Linked DNA regions of Homo sapiens: region 1 is linked to region 2. The links are chromatin contacts, found by Hi-C or POLR2A ChIA-PET in ENCODE. All regions are on one chromosome and are shown on one strand. Each heading gives the region's core, a stretch centred on a gene start or an enhancer-like site at or near the end of the contact. The rest is flanking DNA. Distances are from core to core; before and after follow the strand shown.

What was found. A loop is a pair of places that touch in the nucleus more often than their neighbours do. ChIA-PET counts read pairs that join two places held with the same protein, here RNA polymerase II (POLR2A). Pooled maps may share reads with other maps.
Region 1: a loop to region 2 is called in a map of heart left ventricle, with 2.4 times the contacts of the local background. The contact joins two enhancer-like sites. A Hi-C loop is called at or near these places in 18 of 168 maps with a recorded cell type or tissue (Caco-2, PC-9, Panc1 and 10 more), 1 of 37 single-sample maps with no recorded cell type and 23 of 50 pooled maps. POLR2A ChIA-PET finds 5 or more read pairs at or near these places in 1 of 52 experiments (Panc1).

What each region holds. Positions count from the first base shown.
Region 1 is chr10:114,094,568-114,101,234 of GRCh38, reverse strand. No RefSeq gene overlaps it. Among named protein-coding and RNA genes, the nearest start is that of ADRB1, 54 kb to the right of the region's middle. Within about 2 kb of position 5,159, at least 3 of the 41 ENCODE cell types and tissues checked have a DNase peak (open chromatin) inside an H3K27ac peak, as active enhancers do.
Region 2 is chr10:113,893,906-113,900,953 of GRCh38, reverse strand. It overlaps NHLRC2 (NHL repeat containing 2), which reads right to left. Exons shown (of 11, transcript NM_198514.4): 6 at 2,745-2,844. Among named protein-coding and RNA genes, the nearest start is that of NHLRC2, 43 kb to the right of the region's middle. Within about 2 kb of position 2,538, at least 2 of the 41 ENCODE cell types and tissues checked have a DNase peak (open chromatin) inside an H3K27ac peak, as active enhancers do.

The DNA of each region.
Region 1 (6,667 bases), core at 3,910-6,409, 200 kb before region 2:
AAAGCCGGGCGCGGAGGAGCTTCACCCTCTTTTCGGAGCCCTGTCATTTATTTGTCCCAGTGTCTGAGCAGAGCTTTGAACGGTGCCGTCGAAGTGGAAAGCGAGCTGGGAAGAGCTCCCGTTTGGAGCTTCCAGCCGCTTCGTTCCGACTGCAGCTGCCAGCCCCTGTGGCTTCCCAGCTTATCACTGGCTGCGGTTTCCCACGGCGTGAACCACGGCCCTGACCTTCTGTTTCCGTCCAGAGCCCACGCTTCACTGGCTTTTAGGATTTTCCGAGGGATCGCCTGTCTCCGTCGGCGCCCCTGTCCTCCCCGCCTCCTCCTTCTGCTCCGGGTCCCTGGCAGCTCTGGGATGCGGAGCCAGGCTTCCCTCCTCCCTGAGAACTCCGGTCCCCTCTCATGTCGTTCTCTCCCTCTGTAGGTGCGTTTCTGGCTTGATAGGGAATTTTTCTCACGGAGCCACTTCCACGTGGAGTAGGAGAATTTTTACTTTTGTGGCTGAGTACGTTTCTGGAGCTTGGATAATAATACTGGGACATATCTAGCAATGTGCAGACTTGCTTTTCACGGTGAGTGAAAAGTACGACTTTTACTATTAAGAACTCTGTTGTGCTGCGTTAAGAGCTGGAACTGAGTCCTCATTTGAGGACTGTTAGGAAGATGGACAATCACCCACCATTCCCCGGGAACCACATCCGATGCGTGCACGTTACCGTGCCTGTCTGGAGACCAGCGGACTTCAATTCGCCTTACTTCAAAGGTCACTGGGAGGGAAGGTTGGGTGCCTCACTCATGGTCTGACATATCTGAGTCACACATCTCCCAAGCCACCATGTCACAGCCCGGGTGGGGCACCAGCCTCTCCACTCAGCATGAGGATTACAGGTTTGAAGTTGGCTTTTGTTGACACAATTGGAACCATTGCCAATTGTTTATATTTTGATAAGGATCTAACAATCATCTTGAAAACCACAAAGATGGTGATCATGAAGACACAAAGGCATATTTCTAATGAATTCAAGTTCATGTATGTTATCTAAATCAATGAGTAGGAAATTGAATTCTCAAAACACTGAGGTTTTGGTCTTGGAGCTGGGCAGGGTGCGAAATCATCATCTAGGGCGGTCGTTCGGCGGAACCTGGCTCAGAACACAGAATGTGGCCATCTGGCGGTTGCACATATGGATTACGTCTCTGTCACTTTCAGCAGTTACTATTACTTTTTTCTTTAGACAGTCTTGCTCTGTCGCCCAGGCAAGATCAGGGGCGTGATCTTAACTCAACAATCTCTGCCTCCTGGGTTCAAGCAATTCTCCTGCCTCAGCCTCCCAAGTAGCTGGGATTACACACCTATGCCACCATGTCTGGCTAATTTTTGTATTTTTAGTAGAGGCAGGGTTTCGTCATGTTGGCTGGGCTGGTCTTGAACTCCTGACCTCAGGTGATCCGCCCACCTCGGCCTCCCAAAGTGCTGGGATTACAGGCGTGAACCACTGCACCCAGCCCAGCAGTTAGTATTTTAACCAAGTAGTGCCTAATCTCTGCTCCCCTGATAAACTCAGCAGCGACCCCCTGCCCTGTATCCCACGCTACTCCACTTCCAGCAGGGACAAAAGCGTTTTCCAGCCCTTTCAGCAAGGGGGAGTGCTCTGCCCAGAATAGAGCTTCACTCCTCGGCCACCCATTCCCCAGCCATCCAGCACTGAGGGACTCTTGTTCCCACTGCTTTGAGAAATGTCCCCTGAGAGGTCAGACCCAGTTTGGACACTGCAAGCCTTCCTTCCCGAGGCAGGGAGGAAAAGGTGAAATGGCCCCATAATGCAAAACATTGCTCACACCCAGGTTTCACTTCCTGGTCAGAACGCAAAGCAAAACCACCTGCTCCAACTCAGTCTCTGGAAGGGTCCCTGGGAAGCAGGGAAAGGAGAAACAGTAGAATTAAAAAGTAGGCCTCCTGGCCCAGTGCAGGGGCTCACACCTGTATTCCCTGCACTTTGGGAGGCCGACGTGGGCAGATCACTTGAGGTCAGGAGTTCAAGACCAGCCTGGCCAACGTGGTGAAACCCCATCTCTACTAAAAATACAAAAAATTAGCCAGGTGTGGTGGTGGGTGCCTGTAATCCCAACTACTCGGGAGGCTGAGGCAGGAGAATTGCTTGAACCCAGGAGGTGGAGGTTGCAGTGAGCCGAGATTGTGCCACTGTACTCCAGCCTGGGTGACAGAGCCAGACTCCCCCTCAAAAAAAAAAACAAAAACAAAAACAAAGTGGGCCTCCTGTGGGTGAGCAGAGTCCCTTCTGGCTTGGGTGGGGAGGGGAGAAGATGCGCTTTTGTTAAACCCACAGGAAATAAGTCAAGGTCAAAAAGCTGTTTGAATTGGAGTCAGATCTATCTGAAGAAGTCTAATTTGTGTCAGAATCTTTGTCATTCTCTGCCTGTTGCTCAAATAGGGCATGTGATTATTGAACAAATCACGAGAGATAAGGAGGGCTGTTTCAGCTTTCCCTGGAGGTGGGGTGAGGGTCATAAGGAGTGGGGACTGGGGACCATGTATTATTTCCCAGTGCTGCCTAGGATCGAAGAAACAGTTTGTTGTAAATATTAATTGAATCAATGTTGCCTGAAATTAAAGGAACATTATAATTCGTGCCTGTGTGTATAACCCTCAGGCAATTAAACGGTGTAGAAGTCAGTCAGTCAGAGGCCCACTATGCAATAGCAGCTGTGAGGCAGTGTTTCCCCACCTAAATAAATTGTTTTATTTGATAAAGAATTTTCAAGCTGGATGCGGTGGCTCATGCCTATAATCCCAGCACTTTGGGAGGCCAAGGTGGGAGTATTGCTTGAACCCAGGAGCTCAAGACCAGCTTGGGCAACATGGCAAGACCCTGTCTCTACAAAAAATAAATAAAATAAAATAGCCAGGCATGGTGGCACGTGCCTGTGGTCCCAGCTACACAAGAGGCTATGGTGGGAGGATCGCTTGAACCCAGGAAGTTTTGGCTGCAGTGAGCTGTGATCATGCCACTGCACTCCAGCCTGGGTGACAGAGAGAGACCCTGTCTCCAAAAACAAAAAAAAAAAAAAAAAAGGAATTTTCAAACTGGGGCATATGGACAAAAGTTCACTCTTCTTACTGGGTGTGAGACCTCAGGTGAGTTACTTAACCTCTTTGAGCCTGTATTAGTTTGCTAGGACTGCCATAACAAAAGATCACAGACCGAGTGGTTTAAACAACAGAAAGTATTTTCTTACAGTGCTGGAGGCCAGACATCGGACATCAAGGTGTCAGCAGGTTTGCTTTCTCCCGAGGCCTTTCTCCTTGGCTTGCAGATGGCCACTTTCTTGCTGTGTTCATATGGTCTTCCCTCTGTGTTTGTCTGTGTCCTAATCTTCTCTTCTTATAAGGACACCAGTCAGATTGGATGAGAGCCCACCCTCATGACCCCATTTCAACTTAATTACTTATTTAAAGGCCCCTTCTCCAAATATAGTCACATTGTGGGGTTCGGGGGGGTGGTTAGGGTTTCAGCATATGAATTTTAGGAAGACAGAATTCAGCCCATAACAGAGCGCCAGTTTCCTCACTGGTAAAACGGATAAAATTTGCCCTCCTTTCTTGTTTTGAGACTCAAATGAGGTAAAGTAAGAAAAAGGACTTTGGAGGGTGTCAGGTGCTAGACAAAGGAAAGTGGTCATCCCATAGAGGTGGGACAGACCGCTTCGGACGATGTGCCTATAGGTCTGGTGAAAAGTTGTATTCTCTGTACACACCCAAGATTTGGAGGCCAAGTTCCTTGTGAAAAGATACATTTGCAAAGAGGCTACTAAATGTCATGCCTTGTTGGGAATTTGAGCCTAGAGTGATATTGCAAATAAAACATTCATTTATTTATCCATCACCATCATCGACTGCACGCCTACTCCGTGCTGGGCCCTGTGAGGGCCCTCACCTATTGCTGAGGCCAGATGGCAAGGAGGCTGGGTGAACTCAACAGGAAATTGAGCAGAGAGTGGACTCCTGGTTTGCCTTCTCTACAGCTTTCAGGGAGCTTCACTGAAAATCTCTCTTGCAGTCAACAACTTCCCTCTGGCTTTCTCTTCCTCAGTTATAAATGGCTTCTCAGGATCCGGAAGTTCGGAAGAACTTGGATGTCATCCTGGGTCTGGAAGTGGAGCCACATGGGTCAAACTCAGGCTGGGACGAAATTCACTTCCTGTCATTCTTAGGGACTGGGTATCTGACACAGTGAGATAAGCCTGGGTTCTATGAAAGACAAGGGCCAGTTACACACACCTCTACACAACTCTCCCCCCAACACATGCACACACACATACACACACACACATGCACAGAGTCCAGAAGAGCTTGCACCTTGGCTAGAGAAAGCAGCATTGGTAGTTTTTAGTGTTAGGAATTTCCAACCCATACTGAAAGCGTGTGCTTAGTTCACAGAGGGCAAAATAATACCATCGTGCACCACTGACCTCTGTCTCTTGGCTTTTGAAATTTCAAAGCTGAATAAGAAGCATAATGCCCACCCCGCCTACCTCAGCTATGGGAACCCCTTTTCTGTTGGGCTCTACTTCATGTGATAGGGGTGAAAGAAGATGAGAAACACAGCTCTGTACCCCCATGGGCATCCAACAGCAACATGGTGACACCTTCATTTCTTTTTGGTGCCAAGTCCTGAGTTTGAAGTCTTATTCTTCAAGAGGAATCCCAAGAAGAAATAAGTCAGCAGCTACAAAATGAATACTGCAATACATTGAGGTAGACACCAGCCTACAGTCCTAAGGCAGGAAGGGGCAAAAAGAGCAACAGGAAAGTACAGCTTGCTACATGAAAAAAGCAATCTCAAAAGAATGGGAAGATGGACCTCAGGCATTTAAGGTTTTACCTCGGAACGCCAGACTATTCTGTATCTTGGAAACACTCTTTCTTTTTCTTTGGACTTCAATCTTTATTTCCAAATCAGGACTGGAAATGGGAATTATGAAGCCAAAAATATCAAACAGCCTCAGATCCTTTGGTTAAAAACATCAGCGGCAACACACGACTGAGCTTACCTCCCCCATTCTTGACATTTCATTATAAGAGGAAAACCACAAGCCGAACTTAGCAAAGGCTGTTATAATTAACTCACAAGCCCTCGTGTGCTTACTAGTGGTTTTTAAGTTTCTGAGGCTTAGATGTAATGTAAGATGTGTTATTTAATATGCATTATGGAGGGAGGAAACAAAGACACATTTTTATTCTCTTTTGCTATACAGCAGCCTGGTTGGTTCCATTCCATCCATTTAATTTACTGTTTCCAGGCACAAGGGAATTGTTTCCATGTGACACTTATCTATATAAATTTGGGATAAACGGAATTAACGTGTCAATTGAGGTTCTTGATGGCAAATAACAGAGACCAAGTCTGGCCCTGTGAGGCAAAAAAGGAATTTATTAAAGTGTATTAGGTGACTCAGAATCCCAGGAGGCTGCAGAGTGAAGCTGGGAGGCTGTGTATCCCGCGACCATTCCGCAAATCAGTTCTAGCGGTGGTCCGGTGGATGGATACCCTCCTGTCTTTGCTCTGGGCAGAGATGCTGCAGCTTGCCCTGAGAGCACCCTGACATTGCACAAGCTGCTGGGTCTCCTGTAAACTGGCTGTAGTGGCCACCATCCTGCCAGTGCGCCCACAAGTCCTAACTGGGCTCCCCTGGTTCTCATTTGGTGCCCCCTTCTCATGTTCCTCCTCTAAAGATCTCTACTCGAATCCCGCTCCCTGCCCATTTTGGTTACCCTTACCCAAAGGAAGGGGGCTCACACTCTAGAAACACACACACACACACACACACACACACACACACACCCCCTGTACCCCAGTGGCTTTTGCCCAGGTTGGAGTCATTTTATCCGCAGTGGCCCCTGGGGCTTCATGGTCAGTGATGTTGAGAGAGGTGGTCCAGACCCTGTGGTGATCAAGTTCCCCAGGCAGGGTCTCCTTGTTCCCAATCCTGCCGTGGACTTGGAAGGCACTCCTGATTCTTTACTTAACCATTTAGAGCAAGCTCACACATGTCTCCAAAGGACAGATGTCAAGCCTTGGGAGACAGTATATTCTGAACTCATATCAGGAAAGAAGAGTCTTATATTCATTGCAAGGTTCTTTTCTGACATGGTCTGTGAGCCTCATTTTTATGCAGAGTGGTTACCTTGGAATCCCCCAAGACAGTTTCAGGCCCACACTATTTTCTATTGGCTACTCCCATTGGTGGACCTGGCCAGGGCTCCTGGCTGACTGTGTATGGCAAGATCCTTCCCCATCTCCCTCTTCGGGGTGGGGGATAGTACAGGGCCCGGTGCTGATGCTTCCCATCACCATGTGATGTCACTCCTCATGTGCGGGTGGGGCAAGGCCATATACAGAACATTTGAGGTGGTGGAATTACCAGCTTGAGAATTAACCGTTCCTACTTTTCTCAAGTTGTAAGCTCTACGACAAAGAAAAAGAGGTAGCTTTTTTCCCTTCTTATCCCAAATGAGGAGCCAGGTTCCGTGTCCTGGATGTCTGAACTTCTTTTATCTCCAAGGAGCATTAGATATCTTTGTTTTCAACAGTCGGAGTTCCTGTGTGAGACAGTACACAACCCACTGGAACGACAGGGCTCTGTGGGGT
Region 2 (7,048 bases), core at 1,289-3,788:
AGACTGTAAAAAAGACATGGTAGTGTGTTGTGTTGAGGGAAGGGAAGCAGCTGACTCGGGACACAAAATGAGAGTCTGTGTAAATCATTTCTGAATATGGTACAACATGCAAAAGTCTGAACTCACCATCACTTACTGGCTAATATGTTCCCATAATAAGTTAGGTAGGGAGCAGGGGACAGAGGCAAAGGGATTTAGCACGCATAAAATATGGCCACTTATTCAAGAAACATATAAACATAGCAAGTACAATATATGTAATAACTAATATGCTGAACAAATTAATTGAAAGGAGTCTACAAGGAGTCTTAATACTTTAAAAAGGAGTTTCCTTAATTAAATAAAGAAAAGAGTAGGGAGAAACAATAACTTTTAAAATGCTAAGGGTCATTACTACCTGAAGATCGGTAATAAAGATAATACATCCTTAAAATTAAAACACAGGTCAGTGTGGTCCTAGTGCCAATTTCCTATTAAGAAGGAGAGTGACAACTCTACTTATGAGGAAATTCAGGCAGCTCTGAATCATCTATGCCTAAAACAGCCATCACCCAGAACAGCATATTCTGGCAACTTCTGTTACTTCTCTGCTGTTTATAATTATGCCTCATGTAAAATCTTATTGGTAATCTCACTGTTCAGGCTACTATCATCTCTTGCCTGGATAACAGCAATAGGCTCCTCAGTGGTATCTCTTATCTCTGTCTCTAGTCTTGTTCCACTCTGAGTGCTGCCAATGTTCTTTCAAAAACACAAATCTAATCATGTCACTTCCCAGCTTAAACCTTTCTAAAAAGGCTTGTAGAATATTCAGATCCCTAAAAGTACTCACAAGGCACAGTGTGATCTGGCTTCTACTGACATCACTAGTGCCAATTCTTGCCTGGAAAACTTTCCACTCTCCCTAACTCCTATACTCTTATCAGGTCACTGTTTAGTTGCCTCTTCCAAGAAGCCCTCCTTGACAACTCAAATCTTACTGATGTTGCGTCTTCCTCTTACTTATATAAGGAACAATTTCAATTTTTTTTTTTTTAAACGGAGTCTCACTCTGTCGTCCTGGCTGGAGTGCAGTGGCACAATCTCAGCTCACTGCAACCTTCCGCCTCCTGGGTTCAAGCGATTCTCCTGCCACAGCCTCCTGAGTAGCTGGGATTACAGGCAAGCGCCACCACGCCCAGCTAACTTTTTCTATTTTTAGTAGAGACGGGGTTTCACCATATTGTCATTCTGGTCTCGAACTACTGACCTTGTGATCTGCCTGCCTCGGCCCCCCAAAGTGCTGGGATTACAGGCGTGACCCACCGCACCCAGCCGAACAATTTCAATTTGCAGCGATTCCTTTTGCACACACTAACTTTTAATTGTTTGCTGATCTGATTCTTCCTCTGTAAGTTCACTGATGACAACCACATCTTTTCATTGTATCCTTAACATAGTGAGCATATTTCATCCCTATTGCCTAGCATAAATATTTGCTAAACGATTAAATGTCTTAAAACATTACATAAGTGTGTCCAAAGCAACATGCACAAACATACACACTATTTGGAATATCTGCTATTTTGAAGGATCTATATAAAAGCAGCTTTCTATTAATAACGGTAACTTGCAATGATCATTTTCCATGGCTACGTGACAGCCTTTCCGGTTAACGGCTTTTATTCATTTATCCTCAAACCGTTACTGAGCTCCTCTTAGGTACCAAATACTGTGCTAGGTACAAGGGACAGAAAAATGAATGGGAGAGGATCCTTTCCTTTAAGAGACTAGTAGGAGGAAATGGCTAAAAATAAAAACAATCAAAAGGAGAGAAGAGAGAGAAAGAGGAAGGGGCAGCGGGTTGGGGCAGGAAAACTTAGTGCAGTGATGTAACTATACACCAGGTACAGTGAGGTCACAGAGAAGAGTATGGCCAGTTCTGCCTGGGGTATTGGGGGAAGAGGAAAGGGTCTAAGGAAAAAAAATATGAGAAACTTTGCAGACACTACCCTTTCATCCTTATATCCTTGTGACAGCAAAGCTACCTATGTTTACTGTACATGTTAGGTACTATGCCAAGCTCTCCACATATATTATTAATTCTCAAAGCAAGCCTATGAGGTAATATAAATAAGGAAACTGAGGCTTTGAAAGTTAAAGTGGCTCTCCTAAACTCACACAGATAGTAAATGGCAGAGCCAGGATTCAACCTCAGGCCTGACTACAAAAACTGAGTTATTAAGCACTCTGCTATGTGGTATTCAACTGTTTGAATGAATGATTAGAGATAGTTCAACTATGTCTTAAAAGATAAGGGTCCACTGAATATTCTTAGTTCTCTTTCTAGACAGTAAGGAGAATGATTCTTTGCAGGTTCCATGAAGTGAAGTGTGGCCCTAAGACTTACTCTGGCTGATAAAATGTAAGTAGAAGTGACGTGTGTCACTTCTGAGTAGAAATTTTAACAGTCAGTGAGTGACTTACTACCTCTTTCTCTCTCACTGTGCCAGGATGACTGGCGAAGCTCCCGAAAGCTCCAGGCTGTTTCATCAGCCTGGGCAACAGAGGAGTGCTCCCCAGTGAACCCATGTGAGTGAGCAATAAACACGCCTTGTTTTAAGTCACTGAGAATCTGCGTTGTGTGCTATGGCAGTACAACCTAGCACATCCTGACTGGTACAGTGAGGATGGTGATTTTGAAAAAAGAAATTATATGAACACCAAGTAGTACAGTCTACTCAAAGAGAGAGGCTGTCACTTACTTTTTCTTTGGCAGTTTGCCAGAGTCCAGCAGGAGTGCCCATATCTGATGAGTCCCTGCCATGGCTATCCATAAAATGTCACCTCTTTGGACCTCTGAACCTTTATAAAAATAAATCATTATTATTATATACATATCTGGTTAATACAAACACTCCAATGGTTTTAAAATGTTAAATTTATGGAGGATAACAATATGTTTGTGAATCATCTGATAAATAAAAATATCTGCAATGTTTCAAGTTATCTTTGAAAATTTTGTTTTCTTGTGAAAGGTTTACTTTGTTAGACTTGTAATTTTACCCACAACAATTTCACAGGAATCCAAAGTATTCTTACCAGCAGTAAGTCCTCTGCATCTCTGCATCTGAACTCTGCCTCAGCAGTTTGTTAATTTTACAACGAGCATTAACAATGTTTTAAACATCTGATTTCTTATTTTACATGACATAAACTATTAAAAGTGACACTGGCACACATATATTCTGGGGACTGTCTCTGCTTAATCACCTTAAAACTACATCAAAAGCTTTCCACAATTAATTTTTAGCATACCACAATGTTTCAGTTATTCTAGAGCCACAACCCGGGACTACGAAAATGAACAGGAAACCTAAGCTCATAAAATATTCTGTTATGTTACATATACTGGCATCCAAATAAAAGGCTCAAAGCACACGATGCACTTAGAGTAATGCTTGGAGGCAATATCACTCAAATGTTAGCCATGATCATTTAGTGAATCTGGACCTTAATTTTACATATTTGTACTAGGAAAACATAAATACATTTACAAACTGAACAGCCCTTCAATAGACACCATAGAGGGTAAAAAGTATAATACAACCTCTTCCACTTAAGAAGTTCATTAATTTTACAGTGAGTATTAATAATGCATGTATTACCAACAGATCATATTTGGTACCTAAGAAAGCACTCAGTTTAGAATTGCTTATTTCTGTTAAATCTACCATAAATCTAAGATAATAAACTTTTAGTATTAAACAATGAAAATGACTTTTATGTTCCTGCATAGTCAATGATATTATCAACTATGGAAATGACCAAGCAAAACAAAAACTTCAGTAGGTAAGAGAAATAAAAACATGGAAAGCCCACGAAAATGAATAATCTTATTCATTCTAACTTAATTTGGAATGTTTTCCATTCACAATATTTCAAAGCATTTATTGGTTCAAAATTTTTTTTTTTTTTTTTGAGGCGGAGTCTCACTCCGTCCCCCAGGCTGGAGTGCAGTGGAGCAATCTCGGCTCACTGCAAGCTCCGCCTCCCAGGTTCATGCCATTCTCCTGCCTCAGCCTCCCGAGTAGCTGGGACTACAGGCACCCGCCACCATGCCCGGCTAATTTTTTGTATTTTTAGTAGAGACGGGGTTTCACTGTGTTAGCCAGGATGGTCTCGATCTCCTAACCTCGTGATCTGCCCACCTCAGCCTCCCAAAGTGCTAGGATTACAGGCGCTCATGAGCCACCATGCCCAGCCAGTTCAAATACTTTTTTTTCTTTTATTTATTTATTTATTATTATTACACTTTAAGTTTTAGGGTACATGTGCACAACGTGCAGGTTAGTTACATTTGTATACATGTGCCATGCTGGTGCGCTGCACCCACTAACTCATCATCTAGCATTTGGTATATCTCCCAATGCTATCCCTCCCCCCTCCCCCCACCCCACAACAGTCCCCAGAGTGTTATGTTCCCCTTCCTGTGTCCATGTGTTCTCATTGTTCAATTCCCACCTATGAGTGAGAATATGCGGTGTTTGGTTTTTTGTTCTTGCCATAGTTTACTGAGAATGATGATTTCCAATTTCATCCATGTCCCTACAAAGGACATGAACTCATCCTTTTTTATGGCTGCATAGTATTCCATGGTGTATATGTGCCACATTTTCTTAATCCAGTCTATCATTGTTGGACATTTGAGTTGGTTCCAAGTCTTTGCTATTGTGAATAATGCCGCAATAAACATACACGTGCATGTGTCTTTATAGTAGCATGATTTATAGTCCTTTGGGTATATACCCAGTAATAGGATTGCTGGGTCAAATGGTATTTCTAGTTCTAGATCCCTGAGGAATCGCCACACTGACTTCCACAATGGTTGAACTAGTTTACAGTCCCACCAACAGTGTAAAAGTGTTCCTATTTCTCCACATCCTCTCCAGCACCTGCTGTTTCCTGACTTTTTAATGATCGCCATTCTAACTGGTGTGAGATGGTATCTCATTGTGGAGGTTCAAATATTTTTAAAATGCTACATGAAAAAATGTAAATGATTATGTTTTCAAGTCCTCTACCCAGTTCTCCCATTTTTCTCAATGAAATGTAATTACTCCTATGGTAATGTGATAGACCACTAAAAGAAGAGGGCTCCTGAAAGCATTCCTTCACCAATTCCTTAGCTTTGGAACCAGGTGGGTCTGGATTTGAATTGTAGTAGCTACATCACTTTCTAATGTGTGTGCCTCCATTTCCTCATCTGTAAAATGAGCACATCATCACTCTCTACATAAGATTACTGGAAGGAATAAAACAGTGTAAGCAAAGCACCTAACATGGTGCCAGGCATCATGTTAGGTGCTAAATAATTTGCTGTCTTTCAACTTCTATACCTTAGTGTGCTCCCTCCTTTCTCATCCTAGAAAGCTTACATCCAGATATGAACATTCAGATCTCTGCTCAAGCTTCTTCCCTACTCCCCTTATCTAATACCACACACCCATCATTCTTAGCTCCTTACCTTGCCTATTTTTCACTGTAGAATTTATCACTATCTTACATGTTACATATTTATTAATTTACTGCCTTTCTCCTCTACTGAGCATAAGGTCTAAGAGGCCAGCAGCTTTGTTTTATTCACAGTTTTATTAGCAGCACATAGAATAGTGCCTGGCACATGCCAAATGCTCAGTAGGTATTTGTTGAATGAGTAAACTTTCCCCTAGAAACCACAAAAAAAGAAAAAAAGCCCTAAAGCTATCCTAATGATGGTTGGTATTTCCTAATAGTACTAATGATTCATCTCTAATCCCAGAAGTCTGCTATAGATGTGAACCTGTACTATTATCCTCTCAAACAATGATGCTGAATGGGAGTGGCAGCCCACCCTAAAAAATGCTGTGGATATTTGATGGGTAATATATCATATGATAATATAGTCATGCCAGATCACTTACATAATGACTACACTATTTTATTATAAATTATGCTTATTTCTTCTCTATATTTATATTATGTATATATCAATATATAGCACAGGTGGATTATACTACCTATGAATTTCACTTTAGGTATGGTAAAGGAGGCTTTTCATAAAATGTATTATAGGAAGGGGATCTGGGATCTGATAGGGCTGAGAACTCCAAAGCCACACATAACAATAAAGCCTTTCAACATCTCCAACAAGCTTCCATTCATGATAAAAACTCAGCAAACTAGGATCAGAAGGCAATTTATTTAATCTTATAAAGAACATTTTTAAGAAAGTCACAGCAAACATCCTACTTAAGAACAAAATCCTACAAACATCCCCGAGAATAAAAATGAGACAAAGATACCTACTATCAACACTTCTATTTAACACCTTATGGAGGTCCTAGTTTGTGCAACAAAGAAGGAAAAAGAAGCAAAGCACAAAAAGATTAGAAATAAAACTGTAGTTATTAGCAGATGACATAACTATGCACACAAAATCTTCACAATTTTATACAGGAATTTAGCAATGTTGTTGGGTACAGGGTCAATAAGCAAGGATAAATTCTTTTATCGGTTTACAGCAGCAAATATACAAGAAAATTTATAACGACATTCAAAAACATCAAACACCTAAGGGTAAAAAAGATTTATAAGCCTTCTACACTAAGAATCATTATTGAGAGAAATATAGACAGATATTTTTATACAACTTATCTTGATTGAAAAGTCAGCTCCAGCCAATGTTAGGACCTTATGGGTAACAAGACTGGAAGGTTGACCAAGTAAATGAAAATAAAAGGACTCCATCCTTTTAGCTTCTCAGGTCATAAGCCTTGGAGTCATCTTTAATTCCTCCTTTTTCTCACATGTCACACATGATCCATCAGCAAATTATGTAGGCTCCTTATTCAAAATATATTCAAAATCTGACCACTTCTCACCACCTCCACCTTGACCTAAGCCACTATCAGGGATTACTGCAAGAATTCCTTCTGAACTGGTTTGTCATCCTGTTCCCACCTTGAAAACTGCATTTTTCTTTCTCTTTCACATCAATGTCCCACTCTAAGAAAATCTCATAAGGGTG